Linked DNA regions of Mus musculus: region 2 is linked to region 1. The links are chromatin loops, found by intact Hi-C in ENCODE. Cell type or tissue: left cerebral cortex. All regions are shown on one strand. Links, peaks and the distances in the headings refer to the core of each region. The heading gives the core; the rest is flanking DNA.

What was found. A loop is a pair of places that touch in the nucleus more often than their neighbours do. Peaks named below come from ENCODE experiments on the same cell type or tissue, not always from the same donor. Only the 100,000 strongest peaks of a DNase experiment are listed, where the experiment ranks them.
Region 2: it touches region 1 in a loop (1.8-fold over the local background); 1 of 42 quality-filtered maps calls a loop at or near these places.

What each region holds. Positions count from the first base shown.
Region 1 is chr13:22,004,532-22,007,435 of GRCm38, forward strand. Prss16 (protease, serine 16 (thymus)) reads right to left here. Exons shown (of 12, transcript NM_019429.2): 5 at 2,612-2,735; 6 at 2,357-2,434; 7 at 2,216-2,263; 8 at 1,451-1,741; 9 at 560-701. Among named protein-coding and RNA genes, the nearest start is that of Prss16, 3.8 kb to the right of the region's middle. In left cerebral cortex, for the core only: no CTCF peak of the experiment used is centred there; DNase peaks (open chromatin) are centred at 1,667 and 1,889; H3K4me3 peaks cover 1,497 bases.
Region 2 is chr13:23,395,858-23,398,761 of GRCm38, forward strand. It overlaps n-TIaat3 (a tRNA gene), which reads left to right and starts at 1,203; the gene lies at 1,203-1,276. In left cerebral cortex, for the core only: no CTCF peak of the experiment used is centred there; a DNase peak (open chromatin) is centred at 1,247; H3K4me3 peaks cover 718 bases.

The DNA.
Region 1 (2,904 bases), core at 223-2,722:
TGATGCATGAGTTTTTAATCTGCATCATTTTTGTTTCTTTTCTGTAGTTTAGAAACTACATCCTGTATTTTTTGCCCGGCAACTACAACATTGAGTCACTGAAATGCAATCCCATATTTAGGGAGATTTCTCTGGCCATGGTGTAGAAGTCAGACTGCACAGGTGAAGTACAAGCTTTGAGACCGAAGAAGTCTGGGTTCCAGCAGCAGTGTGTGGCACCTCTGTCAGGACCACAGAGTAAGAAGTAGAGAATGGGAAGATTGAAAACTTGTTCAAGTTGCAAGTGTGTAAGACTCGGTGCTTGACAGGACATCCAGACAACGGGAAAGAGGCACAAGGCACAATCTCTAGCCCAGTGAGAAAGGCTAGTGATATTCTAAGATAGAATACAGGAAGCACAAGGAAGGAGGGTCCATTTTATGTTGAGAGTAGCATAGGAGGTGGCTGTTTACTTGCTCCAGTCAGACACTTTTGCAGTTACAGAAGGTCAGCTAGTTGTGACCATGAGTTCAGACCATCTTTAAGATGCTTCGGTTTGGGAGTTAGGTGGGTCACTTACAGAAGCCAAACTCAGTGCATGTCTGGTACAACCACTGCCGGTCCCCCACACCAGACACTTGCGGTTCGGTGTTGCTCAGCTGTGCCACTGTCTCTGCCCGGGAAAAGCTTAAACACTTCTGTCCCATGCTGCGCAAGACTATCTAGAGGAGAATACATACATGAACGTATAGGTTCACCCATTTATATATAGCTGCATGTTCCCTCTTCTCCTAGTAAGCCAGGGCCACCGGCATATAGTAGGACTACAGGTAAAGCATGAGGAGAAGGGTAAGTTCTTGAGGGTTTTCTGGGTGTTAGTAGTCAGTGGACATCCACCAGAGGGGGTCCTTGTAACCCATGTCCTAGGTTTTATCATCTGTGAGATCCCAGGCAAGAGGCAACCGTTCTACCTGTTCACTCTTCTGTAAGTGGGGTATTAATAGTGGCTTTCACCTGAGAAACTAATGAAATAAATTTTGCGACATGTTCTTAAAGAACCTTGTCCAGAATTAGAGCAGGAAAAGTGATGGCGAAATTTTAACTGTAGAACGGGTGTGAGTGTGTGTGTGGGGGGGGCACTCCTTAAGTCTAATCTCAGAACTCCCTAACACTTCAGTCATAAATACTGTTGTGCACTAGCTGTTTGCCAGACACTGCTGCTGCCAAGACCACATAACAAGATAGAAGAGATAGTAATCTTGTGGTCTCTACATTTGTATACTGTGTGTTTAGCTCTTGGTTACTTAATAAGGTAATTTTACTATCAGCTGGATGAGACATGCAAGCCTTATTATTACAGATAAGGAATCTGAGGCGAAGAGGAGGATTTCGGTCGTCTGAACTCGGTGAAGGTGGACGCTCAGCTTTGGCCCATTAGTCTCTGGCTTACAAGCGCGTCCGGGTGGCTTACCTGTACAGCCCGGCGAAGCCCCAAGTAGGGCGTGGAGCGGCTGCGGTTTCCCCACTTCCCGAGCAGGAGACCGCAGAGCTGGCGCACGCTTAGCGGCGCTCCCGCCTGCCCGTCGTACTGCACGGTGCCGCCCACCAGCGCCTGCAACGCTCCCAGCAGCTCCGCCTGGTCTTCCGTAAGGTCCAGGGACCCGCAGGCGCCCAGTTCCTCCCTCAGCACAGCCTGAGCCGCCGGGCCTGCGCGCAGCAGCCGCTCCACCTCCGTGAAGGCGGTGGAGGCCGCCGCCAGACACTTCGGAAAGCGAGAAGCGACTTTCGCGGGGGGATCTTGATTTTCCTTCTTTGGAACTGCATCTTCTTGGGGAGGTTCCCAACCTCACTCCCTGTCCTCTAAATTTTCCCTCCCAGTGTCCCGCATCCTCCTTAGCTTCTGACTTTGACTCAGGTAGACAGAGTTCACTAGAGCTCCGCCCTCGATGACTCCACCCCTAACCCACCACGCCCCTCCTCGAACCGCCCTCTACTGGTTTCTCTTTAGCCCAGCCCTCCCTTCCCCTCTGATTTGGATCCCCACTCATCCCGACAGGGTCCCTCCTCTCTAGAAGCTTCCTCAGTTTTCAGTTCCAGCAGCTTGCAAAACCAGACTGCGTCCCTGGGCTAAGGTCTTGTGCAACCTGGCTGTCCTAAGGCTGGTCCCCATTCTGCCCTGATTTTCCCGAACTCTTTTGGTTCCCTCGCCTTCCTCCACACTCTACAACCCGCCTACCTCCAATGATCCTCCTATGGCGACTTGTGTCAGGCTTCTGGCCACCACCTGCGGCACGCGGGAAGGACGTCCGGAAACTGCAGGTTTGGGGGAGACCCCGTCCCCACCCCTGCCTCCTCCCCGCTGCCACTGAGCTCTTACCTGGTTATAGGCGGAGAAGTCCACTACAGCGCTCAGCGGTGCTGAGGAGGCGACGGCGGCAAAGACTAGGTGGGGGAACTACGAAAGGAGGAGCGTCAGCCTAGTACAAGAAGCGGTGCTTGCGCTCGGTGTCGCTCTCCGGCCCCAGTGATGTGCATGGCTAGGGAGGAGCGTGGTAGTACACTCGCGCTACCTCTGGTCGGGACCCTGCAGGCCGACTTCCCCAAACCCGCCCACCCGAGGAATTCTGAGGACCTTCAGCCGGGCCCAGGTCGCCAGCGAGCCAGCGTAGGAGCCTCCGAAGCAGATCCAAGGGCTGGAAGAAGACACATTGAGGAGGCCGGAGAGCGCCTGGCGAGCGGAAGCCACGTCAGCCAACCTGCAAAGGAGCCAAAGTCGAACCTTACACTCCTGGGGGCCACTGTGTAGAATGATACCAAAACCTAAGCTGGGCCCAAGGTTCCTTCCGGTAACTCTCTCTGCCTAGGCCAAGGGAGAAGGCCCACCCATTTCAGGTGAGAACGGAAAAGTTTCCTAGCGCCTTAGGT
Region 2 (2,904 bases), core at 167-2,666, 1.4 Mb after region 1:
TTGTCCCCAAGCCTGGCGGTAAAAGCAGTTTGAGTTTAGAGTGGTGTTTGTGACGTTTCTCAAAGCCGTGCCTCACGCCTTACGCGTCGCGCTTTTTTAAATCCTCCTTTGTTCGCGTCTACTTTTGTGGTTGTTGCCACAGCAAGGTCACCAGTTAGGGGACTGGAGCGCTGAGGGTTCCTGGAGAAAAGGACCAGCGGTGTCTTTTCACCAAAAGGTCCCGGAAAAACAAACTACTGGGAGGTGGAGGCTGATGCGCTGCATTGGTCTGCTTGGAGACTGCGGGCGACTTCGGAGTCACAGATATTCGTTGTCACCAAGGTATGTATTTTCTGGGCGACCCGAAAATACTCATTTCAGAATCCCAAGTTCTCAACTCCTTCGCGACTTCATTAAAGAAAGACCGAATGACACCGAGGGCATCCCTGTCGCCTCTTCCGGTTCCCACTGAGGCAGATAAAAAAAAAAAAAACGCCAGGAAGCGCCGGGGTCCACAAAACGTCTGGAACAACTACAGGTCTAGTGACAATGGCAAATCCTAGTTCAAGCTGAGCGGAGCTTGGCCTCACTGCGACCCAGGACAGGCGTGGATGAGCCGAGAGGACTCGTTCTTGAGACGTACTCGGGCGCGCGGGTCCTGCACTCTTCTCAACACGCAGCGACTTCACGGACCTCGACAGTGTCCAGAGAGACCACGTCCCGCCGGCCCGGAGCAACGCAGATCTTCTGGGAACAAATACATGTGGCCTCTCCTGAGCCACTGGTCCGGAATCCCGGACAGAAGTCTAGATAGCTTCCAGTAGAGAGGCGGGATCTGGTGGAGGCCTGCCACCCTCTGCGTTATCTAAATGGTTTTGACGAATGTATTCTGAAATTGATTAAAATTGGCAAGACTTCAAATAGTCACTTGTGGGTAAGAGGGAGAAGTGGGTGGCAGAACTCCGTCGCGGCCAGAGGACTGCTAGCAGTTTGTGCGTCGACCCAGACCGAGTTGAGGAATGAGTGAGTGCAAGGAGACATTTGTTGCTCTCGTACGGAATTTTTTTTTCTGCTGCTAAAAACTTTCTACTTCGAATAAGGTGGTTTGTAAGTTTTTACATCTTTTTAAAAAATCTTAAAATTTCGAAAAACAAGACGAAACTCTTAGTTGTCAACTTTGTCATCAAATATCTGTAGAGGTCGTAGAAGCAGCTCTTATGTCTGGCCGGTTAGCTCAGTTGGTTAGAGTGTGGTGCTAATAACGCCAAGGTCGCGGGTTCGATCCCCGTACGGGCCACATATGTTTTAGCTACTATGCTTTGCCTTCAAAATAAAAGATGAAGCGAATGTGGCATAGATCTACTCTGTATAGCTGTGTAAGGCATACCAACCTTGACTGTGTTTCTTTTTGGTTGCTCTGTGCCGTCTAGTTGCGTTCTTATTTTGTGGTTTAGTGTCCTGAAAGCACACTTCATAGTTCGTAGAGAACCACAAGGAATCAATCTGGAAGCAGTGGGAAATAGCAGTGAGTACCTGGGTCTTTCTCCATGCCACGTTTCCACAGTGTGCCTCCTCTCCAGTCACACTCACTTTACACAGACTTCCTGCAAAGCTGTGTGCATTAGAAGGCTGGGTAATGCTACCAGGAAAACCCAGTCCTGGCCTCTGCCTGTGCCTTCATTTCTGTTTTCTGCCTTCTGTTAATCTAGAGACACTGAACGGGGGAATGTCGGGTTCAGAACCCCAAGTCCTTCATCAATGTCCAGCTGCTTAGTGGGGTCCAAAGGATCTTCCAGCCGAGATCTTTCCGAACAGTTTTCTGAACCTGAGTTTTGTGCCTCCCAGCATTCCCAGGGAGCCTAGCAGAGGTCTGTGTTTTGGAGTTTACAACGATCCATTTAGTGAGCTTCTCCGTTACATTATAGAAGGCGAAGTAATGTTAAGTCAGATGTTTCAGATAGTTCTCCGAACTTTTGTTAGTTCTTTAAAGTGCTATGGATTGAATTAGGGCTTTATACATAGGCAAGCACTGTGCCTCTAAGCCACAGCCTATTACTTGGGTACTTTTAAAAGTCTATACAGTGAATTTGAGAAGTGTGCAGGCAAAACAGTGTGTATTGTGCTCCCAAAAGGCACACAAATCTGCGAGAGGCATGCTTTGTCCTCTCTGAGCAGTGGTTGTGATGCCCCAAAATCAGGATGAAGAGTACAGCCAAGAAGTACAAAGGCGGTGGAATTCTGAAAGGTTGGATTCAAAAGCAATGGGAGTGGGGTGTCTTAAGACATGGGAATTTCCCTTGCACTCATCTGAGATGAATAACACAGTGAGCCAAAGTCAGAAGTTGAATGGACAGAACAAGTTTTAAGGGATGTTTCTAAGAGTACAGTTAATGAAATCTTAGCTTTTCAGGAGACAGAAAATAAAAATAGTCACAGCTTTCTTCTACAACAGGGAAAAGTTGAGGTTGCACAGAACATTGTCCAGTTCACTGCTGATTCTAATCTCAACGCTCAGGTCTCCTCTACTGGCTTCCCTTGGCCTCCTGATCCTGGGAACCTAGGAGGAGAGTAATAGGAATCTGTTTCTCCCTAATGTGACATTATGTAAGGGGGGGTGGTGGTTCTGGAGGGCCCTCTGTAGGGTCTGCCTTTGCCTATCCTTGGCTCTGCTGTGTCCCTTTTTCTGACATGTAATCACAGTCTCTCAGTTTTTGTTACTGTTTTTGTTTTGTTTTTAAGTGTCCATCAATGTCTCTGAAATTGTTTAATCTTGAAACATTGCAAGCAGAGCAGCAATTGCACGATGCAGTTCAGGCTTCAGTTGTTAGCTGAGTAAAGACAGGATGACTTCACATTTGGTTTTGTGCCTTAACCACAGCCAGGCACCTTCAGTGCACCATGCTGAGAAGGTGTCTGCCCTGCTTC